Regions from separate parts of the Homo sapiens genome. Here region 2 is linked to region 1. Evidence: read pairs that join two places in POLR2A ChIA-PET (ENCODE). Cell type or tissue: PC-9. All regions are shown on one strand. Each heading gives the region's core, and the rest is flanking DNA. Links, peaks and the distances in the headings are about the cores only. Region 1 overlaps AKAP9 (A-kinase anchoring protein 9). Region 2 overlaps ERVW-1 (endogenous retrovirus group W member 1, envelope).

Region 1 (17,458 bases), core at 6,718-14,717:
CATGCCCGGCCTCTTCTTTCTATTTCTTCCCATCACATTGCTGAACTCCATTGTCTCTTGTTTTTTCAATTTCTTTTTCCTTGTAGGAGAGGGAAATGAGGAAATCAAAAGAGGGGAAAAGTTTTGTGAGATGGAGAAACATAGGATGTGGACTCCTGGCTCACAAGATCAAGCCCACAGTTCACTACCATTCCACACTCAAGCACTTCTCCCATAGAGGCAGACCTAAAATGCCAGTTTTTGTAATTTTTGAGAGAATTCTGTTTGTTAAATTTCATGTGGAGAAATGAAAAGAAATTATCCCATTTATGGAAGGTTTGCCTAATTATAAGTTGGCCAGTAGTGTGTTTCTAGGTACAGAGAAAAGCTTGATTTGGAATTGCAAATAAAACTGATTTTTAAACACCTTAGCTGAGTTCAAAGATAGTTTTAAAAATTGTTTTTAGTAAATTAAGAGCTGAAATAATACTGAATTTTAAACCTTGCTTTCAAATTCACTCTTTTCAAACTTGGTGGAAGGATTTTTCAAATTAACTTCACTCTTGGTTAAGCTCTCAGTCACGGCTATTTTATTTCTGCATATGGATCTTTATAGAGAAGAATTAGGTAACATTTTCTTGGTCTGATAAAAGTGTTTATCAAATTATGCTTTTTAAAAAACAATTATTTCACAAGCTTGTTTCACTTAACCATTTAGGGAGGGATTTTGCTGTTCTGCTGGTAAGACCTAGACCAGGTTGACTGCCATATTCAGAAGAGACTCTGAGAATGTTCTGTGCATTACAGATGTATTTTGTGCTTTTGTTGTTGTTGTTAGCAGTTCTCTTAGATACTTCTCAACATGGCTGCCAAAGTATTCAGCAGACAACATACCTTGAAAGACAGTGAACTTACTTCCAGAGCACTGTCTCCATAAAAGGGAATAAATGGATAATTTAACTCAAGCACAGAGGATTATATTTATGTTCATTTTCCATGAGAAAGCAGACCTAAAAAGACTTCTGATCCACTAGCCTATTTTCTTGCATAAGTGTATCTAAATCTTCCAACACACATGAAATATGTATATCCTATTTTAAGATACAGTAATGGTTTTCTTTCCTTTTTTTTTTCCTTTTGAGTCTCGCTCTGTCACCTAGGCTGGAGAGCAGTGGCGCAATCTCTGCTTACTGCAACCTCCACCTCCTGGGTTCAAGCCATTCTCCTGCTGCAGCCTCCCAAGTAGCTGGGATTACAGGTGCCTGCCACCATGCCTGGCTAATATTTTTGTATTTTTAGTAGAGACAGGGTTTCACTATGTTAGCCAGGCTGGTTTCGAACTCCTGACCTCAAGTGATCCACCAACCTCGGCCTCCCAAAGTGCTAGAATTACAGGCGTGAGCCACTGCGACTGACCATAGTTTTCAATTATAAGCAATTTTATGAGTTTAATTCTGCAGACATTTACTGAGCTATTTCTCTATGCTCTCAGCTTTACAGCAATTCATAGTCTAATGAAGAAGTCATTGCTATTCTGATTCAAAGCAAAATAGAGTCATAATATTTAATATTTTGCCTAAAACCACTACGTATATTTGAATCAACTAAAACCTTTAAAATTTTAGTTATTTAACTGTTGACCGATTCTGAAAGAATAATATTGAGATAAGAGAAAAAGCTAAATCCACAGTTAAGAAATATAGTGTATAGAATATTGTAGCAGAGATAATTTTGCTAGGATTAGTATCATTGGTTACATTTACTTTCCATTTAGTTAACTCCATCTTACTGTTTTTATGTTTAGCAGCAGTGTGATCATCTTACTAATAAAATTGGAGCAACCACTAATATTACTGGGGGACAGTTAATGGATCCATCTTGCATCTTTAAGGATATATTGAGTTAATAGAATTTATAATTTAAAATTTTTAATTTTTATATAAACCTGAAAGAAAATACTGGCTTTAAAATATTAACACTGTGTTCCATATGTAAGAATTTTTTCTGACATTCCTTCATAAATATAATGGGAGCATTATTTTTAAAAATGAAAAACTTTTGACAGTTTTATGTTTTTTAGTATAACAAAAAAATTAAACCAGTCTAATTGCGAAGCAACTTTTGCTTTTCAGTTTTCATATATGACTTTTTGTTGTAACACTTCTGATGTGTTTTCAGCCTTCAGGTCTGAACTTGTTTCGATTTTAAACATGTATGGACTTGTTAACACTCAAAAAGTAAAGAATAAAGTTGCTAATATTTGCTTCCTCATAAGAGTAACCTAGTTTATGAAATTGAAGGGAAATTTTGAGCTAACATAAAATCACTTAAACCTGAATGAATATTAGATCAGTTCATAAAAATGAATTCCCCAGGTTGTGTTGAAAAAAAAATTTCCTTTAGGTCTTCACTGTGATGATTCAGTGGTTTTATGCTCACCTCTCCCATAGGAGGCCAGGGATGGAATCTTGTCTGCTGCTGCCTCCTTTTGGAGAAATGCTGTCTTATAGAAGGAATGCTAGGGGCTGAGAGTCATGGCTCATGCCTGTAATCCCAACACTTTGGGAGGCCAAGGCGGGCAGATCACCTGAAGTCAGGAGTTCAAGACCAGCCTGGCCAACATGGTGAAACCCCGTCTCTACTAAAAATATGAAAATTAGCCAGGTGTGGCGGCACATACCTGTAATCCCAGCTATTCGTGAGGCTGAAGCAAGAGAATGCTTGAACCCAGGAGGTGGAGGTTGCAGTGAGCCGAGATCACACCACTGCACTAATCAGAAGGCCTTGTTTTCTTTTTTTCTAGTTCATTGTGATATTGGGCAAACCTCTTAAGTCTCCCAGGGCTTCAGTACAGTTTTCTCAACTGTCAGATCCAGGGTCAGACTAAAGCCTAGTGGTTTCCATTGGAGCCATTAGAGATTCAGAGAGCCTTTGGGGCAGAGAAGGCTTTATCACATTGCCTATCCCACTTAAACCTGAGGAGTTTATCGTTACCTGTCAGGGAATGAACATGATATAATCCATAAAGTTAATAACTAAAGGACTTGAATAACCATCATTTACTATGTTTTAAGACATAAATCCAAGAGGTTCACCAATTTGAAATGATTCTATTTACCAAACTGGATGTTCTAAGATTATTATTGGCATCTTGTGAAGTTCCCCTGCTAATCTATATTATCCTCTGAATTTTTCCCTCCAAGACTGGTTATTAAAAATAAAGTTTAGGGCCAGGCACAGTGGCTCACACCTGTAATCGCAGCACTTTGGGAGGCTGAGGTGGGTGGATCACACGGTCAGGAGATCGAGACCGTCCTGGCTAACATGGTGAAACCCCATCTCTACTAAAAATACAAAAAATTAGCCAGGCGTGGTGGTGGGCGCCTGTAGTCCCAGCTACTTGGGAGGCTAAGGCAAGAGAATGACGTGAACCCCGGAGGCGGAGCTTTCAGTGAGCGGAGATCCAGCTACTGCACTCCAGCCTGGGCGACAGAGTGAGACTCCATCTCAAAAAAAATAATAATAATAAAATAAATAAATAAATAAAGTTTAAGCTTGATGTCTTTCTCATATTTCTATTTTATAGGATTTTTTTAAATTTGGTTTTTTCTTGGAACATATTCAGATTATTTCAGATTGTTTATACTTTCAAAATGTTATTAAGAAAATACCTTAAGCTAGGTGACGTCTTTGCCTTTTCTAGGTACTTTAATGTCTATTTTTAAAAATTAGCCATTTGGCTTAAAAAAGCCAGAGGCCTTTTATAAGTCACTTTCACGCACCCTCTTTATTTTGTGCTTGAGATTTGCTCCCATCTAATACACCATACCTTCAATCTTTTCCTCATGTTGATTCCTTCTCTATAGCCCAAAACATTAGACTGTCTTCATACTGCCTTAAAAATTTAAGAAGTGTTGAATTTTCTCACCTTTGTTCCCTGCTCAAGGTAAATTTCAGCAAACTTTTTTTTTTTTTTTTTTTGAGACGGAGTTTTGCTCTATCGCCCAGGCGGGAGTGCAGTAGTGCAATCTTGGCTCACTGCAACCTCCACCTCCTGGATTCCAGTGATCCTCCTGCCTCAGCCTCCCAAGTAGCTGGAACTACAGGCACGTGCCACCATGGCCAGCTAATTTTTGTATTTTTGTAATTTTTTTTTTTGTATTTTTGTATTTTTTAGTAGAGATGGAGTTTCACCATATTAGCCAGGCTGGTCTTGAACTCCTGACCTCGTGATCCACCTGCCTCGGCCTCCCAAAGTGCTGGGATTACAGGCATGAGCCACCGTGCCCAGCTGATTTGACAACTGGGAGGTCAGTGTTGTCCTCTGAGAGAGCAGCTTTGGTACTGCAGGAATAGAAATCAAGGCTGGTAAACACAGGAGTCTCCATAGCATCTTCCCAGTCGTTGTCTTGTTTGTCTTTCTAGACAAATAACATTACTAAAGTGTCTTGAAGCCGTCTCTTTTTGTCTGTTGGAACATCTCTCTCCTGCCTCTCTCTGATATTTTTTAACACAGGTTCTTTTGTTAGATTATGATATACAGAGACTTCAACTTTGTCTTCCTTCTCTCACTGAGTATTACTCCTAGGACAAATGTATCTACTTCCAAGGTTTCAACTCTCACCTTTCTACAAATGACTCCTAAGTCATTGCAGACCCAAAATTCCAACAGTTGACTCATCTTCACAAATCCCATTAACACTTCAGACTAATCATTTTTCATCCCTACTCTGTATACTTTTTCCTGATTTTTTAGTATTTTTCTTAATGATTTCTCTGTCACCTAAGAATCATCTAAGCTGGAAGCCCAGAGTCATCTTACGCATATCTTCTTTCCTTGTCTTCTTCTACATTGTCTTCTCCAACCTGTGCTTTCTCAATTTTTTCTCCTTTAACTTACCTCTGCATTGCTACAATTTGCTTCCTGATGCACATATTTGATATTATCTTCTTATTCAAAATATGATTTACTCTTTCCATTTGTTTATAGCAAAACCCCTAAGGTTCCTATAAAATTTAAGACCATTTACAACTTGAATCCAGCTTACTTTCCAGCTACCTTCTTTTAGCTCTCTCACCTACCTCACCACTATTTCTCCATGTCCCTTTGCCCTAAAAAGCCTAGAGTTCCCATCGTATCACACTGTTCCCTTTGCGTCACATTTCTGTACCCATGAGAAAGAAAATGTTACTAGAATGCATTTAATTTCTCACATAAAGATGCTGTAAATTCCAAGATTATCTTGCACTTCTAAATGTTTTCAAGGCATTCAATTTTGAGCACATGGAGTAATATAAATAAGTACCAGTGTAGCTGATGTGTTTTTTACTTTGGAGAATAAGGATACAAAGTGAAAGTTGTATTTACTGTTACCTTAAGAATTAGATAAACCTGTATATAATGGGAAACATTTAAAATCATGCCTTAAAATGCAATTTTGGGCTCTACAGCCAGTGACTTACAAAGAGGACATGCTTAGTGAATATTGAATTGTGCTGAATTCAGGTCTTGCGTCTGAAGCTGTATCTGATGTCATTACTACATAGATTAAGAAAATGTGGCACCAGCTACTTTAGCAAGACAAGTTCTAATAAGTAGCTCTTATTTTGAGTGAATGTGTCAAACTGAATGCTTATTCCAAGCACTTGGTACATGAAGATTTCCTCTGCTTTAATTGGTTAACTTTGTACAGTTACTGATAACAAATATGTACTACATGTAATAAAAGAATAGGTAATGCCTCTTCAGGAAACTTCACTGTTGAGTTGTAACATCTGCCACAAAGGAGTATTTAATGGCAGTGGTGAATAGCCTATGCTTTTATTATAGCTTAGAGAAAATACTTGGAAAGCTTATCTTCTACCCATGCAAACTCATTTTTTTTTAACATAAGAAATAAGAATAGTGTGGGTAATGTGGATAACAATGTCCAAAGTTAAATTAGACCTGCTCATCAGTCTAATCTTATCCCAGTATTCCTCTTAAAACAGTAGCAAGCAACAAAATGATCTCAGTTCCTTTTACTGTGTAGCCAAAGCAGATGATATTGCCCAGTGTTGGATCAAAAGTTAGTCATCACCAGATAAATTCAAGCACTTATTTCTATCCTGTACTCCCAATGTAGGCTCAAAAGTCAGTCTGCTCCCGAAAAATCCAAGCACTTATTTCTATCCCTCTGTACAATTTGAAATGGCCTACTCCACAATGCCTTTCTTTTCTTGTGATTGTTTATGTGTTTCCTCATTACATTGTAAAGTCGTCAAGGGTTGGAGCCAGATCTTGTCACCTATATGTCCCTATTACTTAGCAAACTCCACATAGTGGACATGTAGTAAATTTCTGTTGAAAGGTATCTTAGAAGTTTTTATCAAAGAAAAAAATACTGAATTACCCACATGATCAATTTCTGCAAATTCCTATTAGCATAACATTTCTCATTCTTTTGCTTGGTTATTGAATAATATTATATCCTATATTTGCATATTTTATTTGTTTGGTTGCAATATTGTTTTAAAAGACCTTACAATTTCCATGATTTCCAGTTTAGTTTGATGTTGTTTTATAACTTTAAAAAATTATGATTATTATAATTAATTTATGCCTTTAAAACACTGTTATTCTAGTTACAGATGAATCCATTCCCTCTTATTCTGGAAGTGATATGCCAAGAAATGACATTAACATGTGGTCAAAAGTAACTGAGGAAGGAACAGAGCTGTCACAACGACTTGTGAGGAGTGGTTTTGCTGGAACTGAAATAGACCCTGAAAATGAAGAACTTATGCTGAACATTAGCTCTCGACTACAAGCAGCAGTTGAAAAACTCCTAGAAGCCATAAGTGAAACTAGCAGTCAGGTAACCTCCTTATATTGCTAATATGTACTGAGTTTGAAGTACAATATACTATCCCACTCTCTCGACTGAGCTAATTTTGATATTTTCATGGATAGCTGTTTGGCATTTTCAAAGCTTGAATGCATATGCATCTTAATTATCCCTTTGGTTGTATGAAAGTTGTATAGTATAAATGATTCTATACTGAATTCCTACATGATCCTGCTTTTGTTTTGTTTTGGTTTTTGCTTATTTCAGGTATATTAGTATTTAATTTTTGTGATTTGTACTTTCATATATGAAAACAACTGTTAATACTTTTTGTTTCTTAACCGCTATTAAGTACTTTTGACCTGGATCTCAGCCAGTGTTAATGCTGTTGCTACTACTTGATACCATTGTAAATTATAAGCAGTTTAGTTAATGCAACATAGTATTTGTCTTTTGATAAGCAACGTGAAAAATGTTAAATAAATCAGAAGTGGTCAGTGGTTCCAATAGGCTACTTGTTCTTAACAGGCTACTAGAGAGAAACTTCTCCAAAATTTGTTAATGCTGCCAACAGTCAAGCATGTGGGCTCCTCCTGAAACATTCATTTCCCCAGGCCAAGACCACAGCTCATAGCAGCTGTCTGCTTATGTGACCAGGTAGTGAAGTATAGTAGGAGTCTGACCATGGCATTTTCCAGATTTTTCCCAATTTGTTGAATACTAACTCCACGCTGTGTTATTTAGCTTCTTCTGTATTGTGGTAATTTAAATATCACTGAATGGATCACAAAAGCTTTGTGTAGAGCAGTAACCCTATGGCAGAGACTTCTCAAAGTGCAGCCCCTAACCAGCAATATCAGCATCACCTGGTGATGTGTTCAATATATAAATTCTTAGGCCCCACCCCAGACCTACTGAAACTGAGGGCCCAGCAACCTGTGTTTTTAATAAGTCCTTTATATGATTCTGATTCACACTAAAGTTTGAGAACCACTAATCTGTGGATTATTAGTACAATGTTCACATTGTTCTCTGGCTTAATTTTGAAGCACTCTACTAACATCTTTTATATAAAATGTTAAACTAGTTGTTGGCATTAGGTATAAAAAGTTATAAAAATGAAGTATTTCTTAAGTGAATAATATTTTTCAGCATTGGGAGTAGGCGTTTTTAAAAACTTTCTTTTAAATGAATTTCAGCTCAGTTTTTAATCTTCCATGGATAGATGTTTAAAGCCATTGATTTCTTCAGAATAGTCTCATTGATTAATAACTAAAATTATCTTGAACCTGATGAATATTTTTAACAGATTGACACAGAATAATGTGTAATATCTTTGTGAAATAACTTATATTCCACTTTCCTCTTCAATGTGTCATTATTTGGTTCTACTTTATAATAGTATACTTCCCTTTAACCTTCATTTTTTTTTTCACGTATTATAACAAAATGTAAAACAGCTGGGAGGCATGCTGTAATATCTTTGCGTTTTCAGTGAAAGAGAAATTCAGGAAAATAGCTTTGTACAGGATACTCTGAGACCAGAGAAGAGAGCAACATCTGACATGTTAGAGTGTGGTGGGGACCAAGTAAAGTTTACTTGGGAGTTGATGCTTAAGATGTTTAAGATGAGTTATTCACTGGCAAAATTTTTGAATATCAGGGCACTGGACAAGTATCTGCCTTATAGGCTGATTGGGTGATTTCATAACCTGTATTATAGGAGTTATTTACTTTAGATATTTGATTTGAGGGGTAACTTGCCCAGTGGTATGTCCAAGTCCATATTATAGTACATTTATTACAACGGTTTTACCTCTCTTTTGCTTGGACAGGCTACCATACAATCAGGCCTATATTCACTTTATTGTTAGGTTCCTACTGGTTGGGGTAGCTTTCATGATAGTATGAAAAAGAATGCTTAAGAGACTGTCATAAGGCCCTTAGAGAGGTAATCTCTTTAACACAATCCTTATTCAGTAGTCTCTTTGTGGTTCTGCAGAAATGTTATCTTTGAGAGTGTGGTTTCACAGATTCTAAACTCCTGGATCAGGTAGAAATCAAAACCATTCTCTTCTTTGGGAGTAGTTTTTCAGCAATTAAAGTTTTCCAGAATCCAGAAGTATTATTTAGAGCCATAGGAGGTTATTTACCAAGAGATTCTGCTAGGCCTTGGAATAAATTAATGAATATGTAATTTATTCCCATGGAATTATTTTTACTGTAAGAAATTTTTACGGGCTTCCTAATACTTGTTTTTAAGAATTACAGCATCAAAGCTACATGCTTCTATATTTTCTCAAAAAAAGGAATCTGAGGATGAAGCAGTAGTATAAGTTAAGATTTTGTTTTGTCATTGTTGTGTTTGAAACATAACTGCAATCAAAATACTGAAACACATTTTGCCTTCAAGTATTGTCCCCAGTATGCTTAGCATTGGTCTAGGCTCCGTCAGGGTAATGTTTGCAGGTTATAGGCCCTCTGTGAAATAACTTCAAGAAATAGATGAACAAATCAAAGTCCAAAAGAGAGCAACAAAAGTGTTTTACAGTTTGAAGAAATAATTTATGAAGAAAGGTAGTTAAATGGTTTGACATTATTTGATTTAAGTAAAGCTATTTTGTTTAGGAAACAACTCTATGCTGCAAATTAATAGCCTTCAAATATACATTAAAATCTTGATTATCTGAAACCTGGCGATAATAAGCTAGTCTGGATAATTAAAAGTGTGTTCTTCTAAGTCATTTTATTATAACTATTTTTGATTGCAAGAAGTTTTATGTGCTTTCTAAAATAGAGGGGGAAGCAAGATAGAATATAATTTGAATTATTCTAATTCAGTCACCTTTCTGAACATCAATTAATATATCATCAGTTAATATTACTGTTGTTACAAGGGCTGTATGCCACTATCCTGAATCATCTTTATTTAATACTGCTCTTTTGAGTCTTTTTTGCCCTAATTTTACTTTATTTTCTTTGTGTAAGCTTCTTACCTTGACCTGTGTTCCTAATATAACTACTTACCTACAGATTTTTGTTTTACATGGATGGAAGCAAGTTTTACATGCTTCCAAAAATGGGTGAAACAATAGACAATAATTTCAGTTATTTTAATTCATGGTCATCTTTCTGAACATGAATTAATATTTAATATAATACTCCATCAGTTAATATACTGTTATGAGGGCTGTTTGCCCTATTCTGAATCATCTTTATCTGTTACTTTTTTGAGTCCATTTTTCTCAGTAATTTTTCTCTCTTATCTTTGTAGTTAGTTCTTATCCTGACCGAAATGTTAACTGTTTATAAAGGGTTGTTTCTTACTTACAGATTTTGTTTTTGCTTCAAATAAGAGAAACTAGATATCAGATTATCAAAACAAACTGTAGTTTGCAGAGGGAGCAGGGAAAGAGTGTTTTAAGAGGTATTTGATAGGCTAAGCATGGGTCCCCACAGTTCATAAAGCTGAGCATCTGGGATATTGACAACTTCTATCTGCCAAAGCCCCACTAAAGTCACATTTAGCTGCAGCAGTGATAAGATTAGGCCTCTATCTTGTATAGGTGTTTATTAGGGTTTCTTATGCAACCCTCCAGTTAATCTGTGAACGTGCTTTGTTAAGACACCTTCACAGACTAACTGGAGGGTTGCATAAGAAACCCTAATAAACAAAAAATTTTTATTGCCTAGTCCAGACTTGTAAGAGGCAACTGCCCCTCCACAGCTACAAGCCATCTCCCTGTAGATTCTGGCTTTCTATAGAAAATGTCATTTTCTCTGCCCTAATTATTAGTCTACCTACTGTGAAATGGTTTGAGTACTGGTTTAAACAACTTTATAGTGTGAGTAGCTGTAGAATGGATTTGTGTTGGTATTACCTACCTTCTTTAGCATGGGTTTTTCCATTTAAATAAAGGCTTTGTGGATTTAGGATATTTAGTTACTGGAAAGAATAATACCAAAATGAGGGTTTTTTCCTTTCTTTAAAACAACTTTCATTATTGAAAATCTTTTAATATTAAAAAGTAAGTTGTTTATCTTCTAAAATTCTGAGTGGCTTATTTATTCACTATTGCCCAGGTTTCTGGAGCTACCCAGAAGGCTATTCTATATAACTTGGGCTTTTAAAGTTTAGTCAGGGTTCATAAGATACCTTAAGTGGTATAGTTTTCAACTGTTACATACAGTGTAGCTTTAAAAAGAATTTTTTCCTTAGCATGTACTCTGTAAACAATATGAAAATAGGTTATAACTGAAATGTCTATAGTTTTAGTGGCTGCTTGAAAGATGAGTAATATTTCTAAGGAAATAGCAAAAGTAAGTTTTAATTTTCCAGAAATAACTTTGATTATTTTATATACTTGAATAACTTATTACTAATGTGGACTCAAGCATAATTAATTTCACATTTTTAAATTAAAGCAATTTTTTAATGGAACGGAAAAACACCAGCTTATCTTACAAACATTATAAACTTGTCTAAATGCCCTTTCAAAGCCCTGACGTGGAACTTGGATCCTGTCTGGCAGGCTTTTTTGTGGGCATATTAATTCACATTCCACCTGTCAGTGTACCTATAGGTAAAGACATTAAACCACACCCTCTGTTCTGACCTTTTCCTCAGGGGACACTGACTAGAATCCTTTGGCTCAGCATGAGAGGCTATTTGAATAGCTCAGTTCAGAAGAGCTTTTCCTTTTGAATAGAGTGAAGCAGCAAGAGCAAGAGAAATAATGTTACAACTGCATTTCTCAAGACTGCTGCTATGGAGATTTCAAACTTGACCTTCCCTGCCAGGTTCTGCTTTGAAGGCTTACTTATTACTACAGACATCGCTGATATTAAAAGCAGTTTTATTGCTCGTCTAATTAGATGTTTATATTTTTATTCTTCTCTTCAAGGACTTAATTATGCTAGTTTAAAAGGTGTTTTTGTTTGCTTGCTTTTATTTTTGTTTTTTGATTTTTTTTGGTTTTTGTTTTGGTTTGGGTTTTTTTGAGGGGGCATCAAGATTGATAGAGACCTAAGTTTTTTTAGATTTGTAGTTTTTTTCCTGGACTTTCCCCTTCCTTTTATTGTGCAGTTGTATGAATTAATTTTATAACATTTATTTGATAGTGCTAAAAAAGAAACTTTTTATACTGCTATGGTAGATCTTGATAAACTAAAAAGAACTTTTTAATGTATTAGAAAATTGATAAAGCAAATTAGGAATCTCGGCAGCTGTATCTTCTGGGATGGATTCTTATAGCACCTATTTGGCAACTGTCAAAGTCAGTGGCTCGTGGTTAGAAGAGCAAGATGAAGACATTTATGAGGTTGAATCTCGCGTGCCTTTACCACATCCTTTTCCTCTTTGTGAACATTTGGATGAAAATAACTCAGTAATTGTTAATACTTCTATTTTCCATTTTATTCATAAAAGAAACGGGCATATATTAAAGCTTATTTCTAAAATTTCACTGCCTACCCCTCCTTATTCAGTAAGTATAAAAAATATTCATTTAGTTAAACACTATAATGAGAAATTAAATTTTGAGTGTCTATATTAAGGCTAAATGGGATAGAACCTTGTTTGATGCGTTACTACTCATTCATTCTAGATGTATTTAAGGGCTAAATTTGGTCTGAGTTCCAACTTGGCTATGTTTACAATTACAGAAAGCAGAATGAGATAATATTACATTTCTCCAATGCCAGGCAGTTTGTTTAAAAAGATCCCGCTTTTCCTTAAGATTCTTGCTTTTGTATGTTTATCATGCCAATCCTGAATAAGAATGGAATAATTATTATATTTGAGAGACTCGGTATTATGATACTTATAAGACAGCTAAGTGAATTGTCATTGAGCAATTAGGAAATGTTTACAATCATATGTTATATTGGCTGTTCCAGTCCAGGAAAAAAGGAAGCTTGGGTTCTAATTTTAATATTCTTAACAACCTAAGAAACTTACTTTTTGTTTTTAATATGCCTCGTAATCTTGTGGAACAAGACCCTTTTCTGCTTTTTATATGAAATATATTTTATAAACATTGTTAAGGATAAGTGTTTAGCATAAAGAGGCTTGAATATTTAGTATTTCAGGTTCACTACAGGTTATTCAGTATAACTAAAAGTTATTCAGCGCTTTTTATGACTTTCATAGCTTTATCCTGTACTAGCTAATATTTAACAAGCCAGATGGTTTTCAGAATAGTTTTGTTACCTCTTCTGCAACTTTTATATTAAAGTGACAGAATATTAACTGATACTTTACATGTACTTTTAATGTAATAAGTTTCTTAAATACTTTGGAAATATTGAATATGAAATCTTACATTCTTCATATTGTTATAGATATTAGGAATAAACATACTCTAACTGAATGGAAGAGGATTCTTTAAATATTAAGTATTTAATGAACATTTATTTGAAGGGTGTCTCATCTCCCGATGAAGTGTGGATCTCATCTGCTATAATAAATGACATTTTTTTTTGCTAGATTTACTGTATTTGATTGTTCCAACTTTTTCATTTTATTTTAGAAAACAAGTTTTTCTCTTGTGGTTTTATGATAAATATTTAAATGGATTATAAGGCTGATTAAATCTTGTCAGGAAGTAGAACATAGAAGCAAAGGCTTATTTAATTTACTTACCTAAAGCAAGCATTTATTTTGTTGTAAATTCTTTGTTATATCCTTATAGTAAATTTAAAAAAGACAAAAAAAAGCATATCCTTTTTAGTTACATGTATTTACTAGATAGTCATTATGTAATGAACAGAAAAAAATGACAAACGTGTAAAAACAATTGATATGTTTTTAAAATATGGATTGTGACTGTAAATTCCCATGTAGTTGTATATAAATTAGTTCATACTTTATTGTTATGTTTCTTTGTAATAAAAATTAATGATATTAGTTATCCAGACTTTAAAGGAAAAACTCTTTCCAGTTAAAAGTAAAAATATTCCTTTTGAGATAACAACATATTATCATGGGTATTTTAGGAAATAATTTATAATTTAAAATGTATGATTAATTTTCTATTATGAGTCTTATACGTGTATTCATATTAATTGCAAATAAGTTATAAGTGATATTTGAAATATCCTATTAAAACAAGAATAATTGCATACTGGATATTTTGGAAATTGATTTAGAGTAGCCATCAAAAGCTGTAGTTACTCTAAAATCCATTTGCTATGACAAATACCTCTCAGATGTGAAAAGTGGAAGTCTTTAACAATAAAGTATCCTTTAGTATTATCATGATTTTGTAATACATTTTCAATATGTGACTATAAATTAGAAACCACTACATTTGATCATATTTTAAGCTTAAAATGCACTAATATCTTTTTAATGCACAAAGTACTTTATATGTAAATTTACAAATTCTTATGACTTTACTGTGAGCCTGTTATTAATATATGTGATGATTTCTTCTTACAATTTTTGGACTAAATACTAGAAACATTTGAGTTCAATTTTTTCCCATGTAATTGTTTCAGTAATAACAGATAAGCAGGTGCTGATAGTCAAAAGCTCAGAAAACTAAGGCAGAGACAGTACTTTTCTGCAATTTCACACAGCTCATTTAGTAGCAGTGATCAAGAGAGCTTTGGCTTTAAGCCTTCTATCATCTTAAAAAATTGTTTAAGAATGTAGTCAGTATGTGCTATTGGTAATATTTTAAGGAATCTGTGTTTATGGTTAATGTCTCTGTATTCTACGGTTTTGAAAATAAGCTGAATATTCATAGGAGCTTTAGGTGTTTCACAAATGGACAGAAATATAAAGCTTTTAGTTAAGTACATGGATTATAAATATAATTTCATTTTGTTGTGCTACTATCATTTTGTTAATTGATGCCATTGTATTAATCATGTATTATTGGTCCCCCACAGTATACAGCAGATACTGTAGGAGTCACAATCCGTAAATACTAAATGTAGAAGAAAGTTTATCATAGACTGTATAGTTACATAAAATTCTTTGGCAAATACAATAAACGCCTGTGCTTCATTAACTTTATATCTTCTTTTATATGATAAAGTACACAGCCATTGATTTAAAGTGGTTTGTATCCAAAAGAAGCATATTCTTTTGTTCAGTAAAGCTAGAATACATCACTTTACAGAAAGTCGTGCACAGCCAATATACATGTCTCCTCTGATTTCTCCTACCTGCTAATCTTAGCATACACTGGCAATATCTAAATGACTACAATTCAGTAGTATATCTTTATTTTAAAATCCTCCTTTTTTCCAGCTTTAATAGGGAATGAAACTAGTATTTCCACACTTTATTTTCTTTTATGTATTGTTTCCCTCTTTGTTTAGCTTGAACATGCGAAAGTGACACAGACAGAGTTGATGCGTGAGTCATTTAGACAGAAACAAGAAGCAACAGAGTCCCTTAAGTGCCAAGAGGAACTTCGAGAGCGCCTTCATGAGGAGTCCAGGGCCAGAGAACAGCTAGCTGTGGAGCTCAGTAAGGCTGAGGGTGAGCAATTTGCCATTGACAACTAAGGGTAGAGAAATTTCAGTCTTAAAATAGAGATTTTTGATGCACAGCCAGGTTTGGAAGCCGTCAATCCAATTTAGAATGACCATTAAAAAGTACTTGTGGTTTATCTTCAGAGTTCCTCCAAGCAATTTTTAAAACTATATATATATATATATATATATATATATATATATAAAATTATAAAAAGAATTTATAGAGTTACAGAAAATAATAATTTCAGAAAATACCAAAAAGGATAGTGGTGACTCGTTACTGTAATCACACCATCTTAAGACAACCCTTGTAATTTAAAGATGAGCAAACTGAAGCGAAAAGATGTTATTAAATTGTTAAAGGGCACAAATACCATTACATAGTGATTCCAGGCTTTGAATCTCTAAAGCCCTATGCTCTTTTTAATTCTCCTCTGCTGTTATGGGTGTTGGCCTTCTAAAATTACTTAAAATACCAACCTTCTAATTTTCAAAATGTGATTCAGTTCACAAGCATCTAATTTGTATTAAGCTTTTCAGAAACTTACTGTTTATATCTGTTTAATAAAGTGACTTACACCTACATAATGTGGTACTTTGGTATAGCAAAGTATTAGAAAATTCAGAGAAATTTCATGTTTATGCACAATGGTAAACAAGGAAATGTCTGCATTGACCATACCCTATTAAAGGTTGATAGTTGCTGTGATGAGCAGCAAATTCATTCAAGACTTTTAATAGGTTGGAATGATGGAAAGTTTTGCTAACAGTATACCTTTTGTTGTTTATATTAAAACCTAGTGGTTGAATTTGAAATGAATAATAGTTCTATTTTCTGTTAATTTTGTATTATAGGCGTCATTGATGGCTATGCAGATGAAAAAACTCTTTTTGAAAGGCAAATTCAGGAAAAAACTGATATAATAGATCGTCTTGAGCAGGAGTTGTTATGTGCAAGTAACAGGTTGCAAGAATTGGAGGCAGAGCAACAGCAGATCCAAGAAGAAAGAGAATTACTGTCCAGACAAAAGGAAGCTATGAAAGCAGAGGCAGGCCCAGTTGAACAACGTAAGTATTTTCAGAATTTGTATGAAACAGTCCTCTGATTTTATTTGTATTCTTCAAAGGCTTAAGGTGGCTTTTTTCCTCTTTCAGTGCCATTATTCATATATTTTATAGAGAGATTTAAAAAATTATAAGAAAATCTACCTTAGAGATAAATGTCTTATTAGCCAATCATGTGGAATCAGGTTTTTTTTTTCTTTTTCCTTAGGCAGATGTTAACAGGAAAAGATAGTTCTTCATTTATCCTCAAACTTCTGCTTCAAGAGAAAGCTGCAAATAATGAGGCAGGATATTTTAAAAATTGTGTAAGGTTTAGTTCTAATAGCAGAGAGGCAGCAAAAATGTATACTTGGATTAAATATCTAAAAGCACTGATCTGGCACTAGTAATGAGCAGGTGGAGGGGTTTTTTGACTTGCAAGCAGAGTAGATTTAAAAAGGTCAGTGGCTGGTAGGCTGACATCTAGTTTAATGTAGTAGGAATTCAAATAATACTTAAATGTTTAAGTAACCTTTCATTTTTCCTTAAATAAGATATTAAGTAATATCTTGAAGTGAAAGTTTGTTTAGCAGTAAATGTCAGTCTTGGTAATGATGGAACTTTAATCCTGTTTACCATGTCCTCTCACTTTTATATTACACGTGCAGTTGGATTTTTAAATGTGCCGTTTCACTGATTTCATTTTATCGGTTTAGAAATACAGCATACATTTTTGTAATATAGTGAAGTTTCTTCCAGCTGCTCAAATTAATTAAACAGGTTTAGTTTGGGATTTTTAATATGGAAAGTATATGTCATATATGCAAAATATTCAAGAAATACTGGAACTTCTCAAAATGTTACCAGTGATAATCAGTGTCTTCAACTCTTGTTTTTGATACGTGTGTGTGCATGTGCATTATCCCATTTTAGGAAGTAGAAGACATATAAATTATACTTTTGTTGTGTCTTTTTTTTTTTTTTTCTCTATTTTCCTAGGACTAGTAGATGCTGCAGTCGATGCAGCACCAGGAGCAGGTGTGTGTATACCATTGCATGGCCAATGTTTGGGTGGTAGACTTTAAACTCCAAAATGTGGGTGACCTGGATTTTCAGCC
Region 2 (9,497 bases), core at 1,498-9,497, 410 kb after region 1:
TTCACAATAAATAAGAGAAAAAAGCAGAATGTAGAACTGTATGATAGCAATTCTGCAAACAAGAAGCATCTTTTATAAAAGATGGAAGGAGCCCAGGCACAGTAGCTCATGCCTGTAATCCCAGCACTTTAAGAGGCTGAGGTGGAGGATCACTTGAGCTGCAGTGACCCATGATTGTGCCACCACTCCAGCCTGGGTGATAGAAGTGAGACCTTCTCTCAAAAAAAAAAAAAAAAAAAAAAAGACGGAAATTCCTCCAGAATTTTAACATGTCAACAGAGGTTTTCTGCAGCTACTTTTTTCAGCTTTATACTTCGCAGTATTTTCCAAATTTTCTCTAACAAGCAGTATTTTCCAAATTTTTTACAATAAGCACACACACACACACACGTTTGTTTGCATAAGTGCCCAACTGGTGGTGAACAACCGCTGGCTTTTAGTCTATACATATCTAGAATATTTTATAAATAGTAGTTCTTAAACCCTTGAAAGGGAGTGAATGACCAGCTGAGAAAATAAAGTCAGTGATTTCATTATTTTCCTATATTCACATCATGATTCTAGGAAAGAACTTGGGAGTGACTTCCTTCAGCTTCAGCCACTCCTGGGCCAGGCGCATGCTTAGCTCTGTGGTAAAGGTCACCAGCTTCTTCTGCAGGGTGCCTGTATCATCTGAATTGGAGGTTTGGCGAGGGTAAGAGACTGATGTAGGTTCAAGTTTTTCTTTCCTGTCCTCCACTTGAAATCTGTCTTCCCTTCCAGACTGCCTGCGCTGCTGACTTAAGGCCCCAACACCAAACACAGAAGCAACAGCCTTACACAGAGTGTTCAGCAAGCTCCAACAATTGTGTAAGGTAAAGTTTCCTTTATAGATTCCTTTTCTATATCGCTCCTAGTGGTTCTGTTTCTCTGATCGAATTCTGGCTGATAACAGTTGCTGAGACTCTGAAAGAGAAGGCAAGGAACTACTGTTTCTCATTATAAACTGTTTAGAATTATTTGGCCATCTTTTTGCTATGAATATGTAGTGCTTTGATACATTTTTTAAATCAAAAAGTAATGAAAGAGATCACATAGGGAAAGATAGATTGGATTATTTTTAAAGTTTATATACTAAATTGAAAAGCAAAGAATAAAATGGGAGAAACAGCTCCCTCATGTGGCTGTTGGCAGGAAGCTTCCATTCCTCTCTGTGGGCCTCCACAGGTTTGCTCACAGCAAATGGTCCGTGACAGAAAGACGCAAGGGCAGTTGCACCCAAGATGGAAGCCACCATCTTTTCTATAACCTAATCTGAAAGAAGGGACATACCAGCACTTCTGCCATATGCTGTTGGGTCACACAGACCAACTCTGGTACAGTGTGAACACAGGACCACACAAGGGCGTGAATTCCAAGGGCAGAGACCACTAGGGACCACCTCAGAGGCACAGAGGGACACCCTATCCAGCTGGTGGCCAATGTAAATTAACATAGCTTTTTAGAATAGCAATATGTATCTATAATCTTAAAAGTATTAAAAGTACTTCTTGATCCAGTAATTTCATTTCTAAGAATCCATGCTAAGAGGATTTAAAATGTGGACCAAAAAATGGGTATAAAAAGAAGTTGTTAACAGTATTTAAAGTTGTGAAAAACCAGAAACAATCTAAAGGTCCAACAATAGGAAAATGAATTTTGATATTTTTCTAATAGAATTTTATGCTGTCATCAGAAATACCATTTACAAATAATTTTTAATAACGCAAAAAAAAGTTTATAAAATGTTTAGTGTAAAACCTGGACACAACTACATAATGATTCTGATTTTGTAAAAAAAAAAAACAAAAACACACACATATACACATGCATACATATGCATATAAAGAAAACTGGAACAAACAAAATAACAAGCATAGTTGGAATTACAGTCATTTTAATATTCTTTATGCTTTTAAAAATTTTGAAGTTTGTATTACTAGCATCCACTACTTACGTAGTCAGGAAAAAAATACAACTTTAAAATAGATATTTAGGTCCAAAGATGGTAATCTAAATGGTGTTACAGGCTGAATGTGTGCCTGATCCCCATGCCCCAAGTTCATATGTTAAAGCCCTGGCCCCCAAGGCAATGGTATTAGGGGAGTAGGGCCTTTGGGAGGTAATCAGATTTCTACGAGGTCATGAGGGTGGAGCCCGCATAGTGGAATTAGTGTCCTTTTAGGAAGAGGAGAACAGACCAAAGCCTTCCTTTCTCTCCTCACTATGTAAGAAGACAGCCAGAAGGTGGCCACAGCCAGGAAGAGAGCTCTCACCAGAACCCAAATCTGCTAGCACCTTGCTCTTGGGTTCTCAGCATCCAGAACTGTGAGAAATGAATGTGTGTTGTTTAAACCACTCAGGCTACGGTATTTTGTTGCAGCAGCCCAAGCTGACAGAGATAGAAACAACACAAGGACCCATCAGCAGACGAATGGATGATCAAAACGTGGTGAGGTCGTGCAGTGGGATATTATTCAGCCGTAGAAGGAATGAAATTCTGATACATGCTATAATGATGAACCTTGAAAACATGTTAATGGAAATAAGCCAAACTTAAAAGGACAAATATTGTATAATTCCACTTATATGAGTTAGTTACCTAGAATAGGCAAATTATGTCATAGATACAGAACATTAGAGGTTACCAGGGTTGTGGGAAGAGGGGTATTGTGGGTACAAATTTTCGGTTTGGAGTGATTTTGAAAAAATTCTGGAAATGGGTAGTGACAGTAGTCAACATGATGAATGTACTTAATGACACTAAATTGTACACTTAAAAATGGTTAATACTGGGCTGGCGCAGTGGCTCATGGCTGTAAATCCCAGAACTTTGGGAGGCCAAGACAGGCGGATCATGAGGTCAGGAGATTGAGACCATTCTGGCTAACATGGTGAAACCCTGTCTCTACTAAAAAATAAAAACAAATAAAAAAAAAATTAGCCGGGCATGGTGGCAGGCACCTGTAGTCCCAGCTACTCGGGAGGCTGAGGCAGGAGAATGGTGTGACCTGGGAGTCGGAGCTTGCAGTGAGCTGAGATCGCGCCACTGCACTCCAGCCTGGGCAACAGAGCCAGATTCCGTCTCAAAAAAAAAAAAAAAAAGGTTGATACCTGGGTGCGGTGGCTCATGCCTGTAATTTCAGCACTTTGGGAGGCCAAGGCAGGCAGATCAGTTGAGGTCAAGAGTTAAGGACCAGCCTGGCCAACGTGGCGAAACCCCATCTCTATTAAAAATACAAAAATTAGTCGAGTGTGGTGGTGGGTGCCTGTAGTCCCAGCTGCTGGGAGGATGAGGCCTAGGAATTGCTTGAACCCAGGAGGCAGAGGTTGCAGTGAGTTGAGATTGCGCCACTGCACTCCAGCCTGGGGGACAGAGCGAGACTTAGTCTCAAAAAAAAGGTTAAAATTGTAAGTTTTGTTATGCATATTTTACCATAATCTTTAAAAAATAGATATATAGGAGATAAAGTCAACAGAATTTAATAACCAGTTGTAAATAGAGACTGAGTGAGGAGGATGAATTAAGGAAGACATTGAGTACAACTTTTTGGTAGGTGAAAAACTCTTAAAAAAATACGTGGGCAAAGATCCTACTTGATTCTTATAATTTAAAAATCTCCCAGTTAGTAAACAAGGCTAGGTGGAGATTTGCATGTGATGTGAGGTGTGTGTTCTGTTTTGTAATGTGAGGACTGTGAGCCATCTCCTGGACTTGAATATCCATTAGATAATTGAAAATACGGATTTGAGAACTCAGGAGACGTGCAATGCAGTAACAAAACTCTGCACCTAGTTGATTTCTGTCTCCTAATTTAATGCTTTTATGGGACAAACTGTTAGGCAGGTGGGCAAGATGGACAGCCATATTTTTGTGGGTTTCTGGCCTGTGGGCCAGCCTCAGTGCTCACTCTGAGGTCATGTCCAAACTTAGAACACATTCAGGCCTACCACAGTCAAGGCTCCCTTTCTCAACTCTAGTCCTCTGCACAAATATCCGAAGCCTAGAAATAATAATCATCTGTCCTTGTGTCTTGCATTATGAAAGCCTAGGAAAGGGCCTTGGGAATTAAGAAGAATGGAAAAACTGGTCTAACTGCTGCATGCTTCAGCTTGCAGGGGAATCACTGAAATGGGGACAGGCCATAAAAGGACAACCAGAAGAGTGGCTTCAGCAAAGGCATCGTTTTTCAGAGCAAGCTAGAGAATCCTGCCAGCGTCCTCAGGCAGGGCCCCTGGGCACAGAGGTTAGGCAAGGGAGTGTCCCAGCATGTTGATGCCCTGAGCATCAGAATAATGCCATAGAGGAGCTTCCAAAGAGTTCATTTCAGGTTTTGTAAGCCGAACATTTCTAGGCAAATAAAATTTGATTTTGTGAATAAAGCTTGTTTCTTCAACTCCAGTGCAGATTCTCATAGATTGATAGTGGCTTGTGATCCAGATAAAGAAAACAATTTTTCAAAGATTCATATTCTTTGTAGATGTACGGATTTAGAGACCATCTAATCTAACTCCCTCATTCTACAGATAGGAAAAATGAGGCCTAAAGAAGTTAAGAAAATACCATGGAAATGTCACTGCTGAACTGCCATACGTAGGATCCGAAAGAAATTGGGTAAATGCTACTGTGAGAAATACAGTACTAGGTCCAAAGAATCTAATACAAATTAAAAATCTAAATGTTATTTCTAAAGCATCCCTGCACATGGCTGAACTTACATAGTTTCATTTTCTTTCTTTTCTGTTGAAGAAGAGGCAATTGGCTGGGTGCAGTGGCTCATGCCTGTAATCCTGGCACTTTGAGAGGCCGAGGCGGGTGGATCACCTGAGGTCAGGAGTTTGAGACCAGCCTGGCCAACATGGTGAAACCCCATCTCTACTAAAAATACAAAAATTAGCTGGCTGTGGTGGCCGCTGCCTGTAATCCCAGCTACTCCAGAGGCTGAGGCAGGAGAATTACTTGAATCTGGGAGGTGGAGGTTGCAGTGAGCCAAGATCACGCCATTGCACTCTAGCCTGGATGACAAGAGGGAAACTCCATCTCAAAAAAAAAAAGAAAAAAAGCAATCACTAACCTGTGTTGTTTATTAAACATGACAGACTGGCATGAAGTAATTACCAAACTGTAAACAAAAAAGCTACAATCTGCCAGGCATGGTGGCTCATGCCTGTAATCCCCCACCTTGGGAGGCCAGGTTGGGGGATCACCTGAGGCCTGGAGTTCAAGACTAGCCTGGTCAACATGGTGAAACCTCGTCTCTACTAAAAATACAAAAATTAGCCCGGCGTGGTGGCACATCCCTGTAATCCCAGTTACTCAGGAGGCTGAGGCAGGAGAATCACTTGAACCTGGGCAGTGGGGAGGTTGCAGTGAGCCAAGATCGCACCGTTGTACTCCAGTCTGGGCCGACAGAGTGAGACTCGGTCTCAAAAAAAAGAAAAAAGAAAAGCTACAACCTTAATCTCAACTTCTCATAACATCATCTCTACTTCTGATTAGAAGAGTGGAAGTGGGGAGGTTTATTACAAAAAGACTGTTATACCTTACACACTTCTCCCCATGAATAGTGAAGGTGTGAGTGAAAAAGACAGCAATTTTATTTTTTTTTTGAAACAGGTTCTTGCACTGTCACCCGGGCTGGAGTGCACTGTTGTGATCACTGCTCACTGCAGCCTCCACCTCCCAGGCTCAAGTGATCCTCCTACCTCAGCCTCCTGAGTAGCTGGGACCACAGTTGTGCACTACCATGCCCAGCTATTTTTTTTTAAGAGATGGGGTCTCACTATATTGCTTAGGCTAGTTCTCAAACTCCTGGCCTCAAGCAGTCCTCCGACCTTGGCCTCCCAAAGGGTTGTGATTACAGGCATAAGCCACCACACCCAGCCAGCAGTTTTAGAATAAAGGGTGAAGGTGCTGTTGGGGAAATATAATTTAAAAAACAAAATCTTCTCTCAACCCAGAAATCCTCTCCATGAAGGCAGTAGAGAAAGATAAGCTTTATTATTGAATAAAAATTAAATGAGAATGTGATGCACATCACAGGCACTTTGCTAAGAGATCACAAAGACAGAAGGAAATTTCACCATTTTGTACAGCCAAGCAGGTACAGCCCATTACATGTATGTTTTCGAGATAAATAGTCCTCAACTAAGAGAACTTGACAGCACCACTGGTCACACAGTTCATTCTAACTTTACCTGATAATTGATGTGACCACTTGTGTTATCTAAGATATCAACTTTTCGGGGGTGGGGGAGTGTGGAAACAGGAGTTACTTTTATAGCTTGGTGCAAGGTACTCATTAAGATTAGGCTGTTACCCTCCCACAGAAACTGGAAGATAGGTATGCTATCTGGTAATGTTTACATTTCCCAGATCCTTGAGAAAGACATTCCTAGGTCATAAAGCTGACAAAAGGCTGATTCAGTTTTTAAATATATATATCTGTATATGTATTTCAGGCTGGGCATGATGGCTCATGCTTTTAATCCCAGCACTTTGGGAGGCCAAGGCAGGTGGATCACCTGAGGTCAGGAGTTCGAAACCAGCCTGGCCAACATGATGAAACCCATTTCTACTAAAAATACAAAAAAATTAGCCAGGCATGGTGACACATGCCTGTAATCCTAGCTACCAGGGAGGTTGAGGCAGGAGAATCACTTGAACCCGGAGGCGGAGGTTGAGCCGAGATTGCACCATTGCACTCCAGCCTGGAAACAAGAACAAAACTCCGTCTCAAAATAAAAAAAAAATTATATACATATATATATTTCAAAGAGACTGAGAAAGCACATACAAGTTTTCTCAAGTAATAACCTGACATGGAGGGGAGGAAAATTTCTTGCCTCATTTTCAACAGGTGGAATTAAACTTATTAAATTCATATTTATCTTTACAGTGCCCATCCTAAATTTGGAAGAGGAAGGATGTGGGCCAACTTTTGGCTTAGGCCCTCATGTCAGGGCTTCTCTTAGTACATATGGTACCTTTCTGAGATTTTCAAACTGGCAGCCACTTTGGACTGATCAAGTCGCAAAGCTGAATTAATTGCTTACTATTGTAAGGGAGAGCTATGCCAGTCAGGCCCAGGCTCCCTTAGGAGAGCAGACTGCTGATCTTCTGTGGGGTTTTGGGGAAGCTGGAAGTTTAAGGACAGGAAGACTTTGAAAAGTATTAATAGGATGATGTCATCTGGGGTGGGGATTGATTTGGGCTGTAATAGAAGCCCTACTTGGAGAAGTGAACAAAGGGTTTAATCTGCTTCAGGCAGAAAAACACCTAGGAATAGGACATCCAGGGCAGGCATTTCAGCTCACTGATGCCTTCGAGGAACCAGGGCCCTTCTGTTTTCTTGCTCTACCATTAGTGGCCCATGCATTTGCACCCTCATGGTTGTGTTACTTGGGGGTCCTTGCTCACAGAGCTCCCAAGATGGTGGCAAGCCTCGTGTTCTCTGACCTGGGGTTCTTGGCCTTATGGATTCAAGGAATGGAACCTTGGGCCATGCGGTGAGTGTTATAGCTCTATTAGAAGCTGTGGGTCACAGAAGAGAACCATGGAACCCAGTGACTAGTGTTCAGCTCAATTAGGATGAACCCAGGCACTTAGCCATGCAGGAACAATGGCAAGCCTTTAGCCCGATTGGGAGCGGCAATGGGTGCCTCGCTGGATCAGGAGCACAGCGGACACCCTGCATGATCCAGAGGGATGGGAGTCAGCGGCGGGTCTGCGGTGGCGGCAAACAGCAGTGGTGGATGGCGAGCGAAAGCTCAGCTCAAGCCGTAAGAAACATGGACCAGAAGAGTGCAGTTGCAAGATTTAATAGAGTGAAATAGCATGAAAACAGAGCTCCCATACAAAGGGAGGGGACCCAAAGGGGGTTGCCGTTGCCGGCTCGAAGACTTGGGTTTATATCCCGATCATTGTCCCTCCTGCTGTGCTCTCAGGCAATAGATGATTGGCTATTTCTTTACCTCCTGTCTTTGCCTAATTAGCATTTTAGTGAGCTCTCTGATTGGTCAGGTGTGAGCTAAGTTGCAAGCCCCGTGTTTAAAGGTGGATGTGGTCACCTTCCCAGCTAGGCTTAGGGATTCTTAGTCAGCCTAGGAAATCCAGCTAGTCCTGTCTCTCAGTCCCCCATCTCAACAGGAAAACCTAAGTGCTGTTGGGGAGGTTGGCCGACGACCGCTCTAACTGCTTCCTGCTGAATTGGGGCGTAGTAGAGGTTGTGCAGCTGAGATTTCCTCAGGAGGGGTGCCTTTGATGTCATTAACATCAGATCGTGGGCTAGCAGGCCGGTCCAGGGGTCTGCGGTAGATCTTAGTCTTGGACTGCATCTTGGGCTCCATTTGTAGTTTTACAGCTTCGATTCTGGAAGAGACAAAGTTAACAAGGAGGTTAAAGATACAGGGTCCAAAGAGGAGTAGCAATATTATAGCTGCTAGAGGTCCTAAGAAGGGGAGAATCCAGGGCATCCATTGGCTGAGGAGGCCCCAGGGTCCAGTGTTTCGAAGCTCCTCTGCTCTACGTTGTATTCGATCTCGAATTTCTTTAACTTTCTCAGTGACGATTCCGGATTGATTAACATAATAACAGCATTCTTCCCCTAAAAATAAACAGGTTCCCCCTCTTTCAGCGGTTAGCAAGTCTAAAGCTCTTCGATTTTGAAGGACTACTGCTGCTAGGGAGTTAAGTTGATCTTGCAAGGTGACCAGGGAGTCGGCGACCCGTTCCATGTCCCCATTTAGTTCTTGAGATAGTTTGTAGTAGAACTGAGTAGAGGTTGTGATACCGCCAATGCCAGTACCTAGTGCACCTAGCACTCCTGCTCCTATAACAAAAGGAAGAATGGGTACTCTTTTGTTGCGGGGCTTAGATATGACATAACTGTATAAATCTTGTTCAGTGTAGATGGTCATAGGGGGCACTAAGAATGAGAGGAAGCACATAGATTCTGAAGAGCCATTCAAACAACGATAGGCTGAGGTACCACAGACAAAAAATATTCCTGAGGGTAGGCAGACTATTTGTGTGGGAGGAGTTACCCACCTGATGCATTGGGAGTTGGTTGTGTATGTAGTATTGCTAAATTTTACACAGGTGAGGTTTGAGGTATGGGTTATTTCCAGATTGGAAACAAGAGGTCCTACTAAAACGGAAGTGGTGTTTATTTCTGTGCTGAAGTTGTTCCATTGTTCAGGTACAGGGATTGAAACATATGGCCTGAAGTTCAGGGGGAGGCATATCCAACAGTTAGTAGGGTTTTGGGCCGAGACCTCATGGAGCCCAGTGAGGGTGGTATTAAATAGGCTTACCAGGCGAGTATGGGTACGGAGGGTTTCATGTAGTTTTGAGAGATCTAGTCCTTTGTAGGGGCTAGAGGTGCCATGTACCCGGGTGAGTTGGGAGATTACTTCTTTTACATGTTTTTCTCTTGCCTGATCTTGAACTCCACCCCCATCAGACATACCAGTTTGGG

The links. ChIA-PET counts read pairs that join two places held together with the same protein. Peaks named below come from ENCODE experiments on the same cell type or tissue, not always from the same donor. Only the 100,000 strongest peaks of a DNase experiment are listed, where the experiment ranks them.
Region 2: POLR2A ChIA-PET joins it to region 1 with 5 read pairs; 1 of 35 experiments calls an interaction of 5 or more read pairs at or near these places.

Annotation. Positions count from the first base shown.
Region 1 is chr7:92,046,123-92,063,580 of GRCh38, forward strand. It overlaps AKAP9 (A-kinase anchoring protein 9), which reads left to right. Exons shown (of 50, transcript NM_005751.5): 22 at 6,604-6,836; 23 at 15,138-15,300; 24 at 16,152-16,364. Among named protein-coding and RNA genes, the nearest start is that of CYP51A1, 80 kb to the right of the region's middle. In PC-9, for the core only: no CTCF peak of the experiment used is centred there; a DNase peak (open chromatin) is centred at 11,409; H3K27ac peaks cover 1,285 bases.
Region 2 is chr7:92,460,557-92,470,053 of GRCh38, forward strand. ERVW-1 (endogenous retrovirus group W member 1, envelope) reads right to left here. Exons shown (of 2, transcript NM_001130925.2): 2 at 7,824-9,497. The coding sequence ends at 8,209. It also overlaps a transcript of GATAD1 not described here. Among named protein-coding and RNA genes, the nearest start is that of ERVW-1, 13 kb to the right of the region's middle. In PC-9, for the core only: no CTCF peak of the experiment used is centred there; DNase peaks (open chromatin) are centred at 4,105 and 6,365; H3K27ac peaks cover 1,040 bases.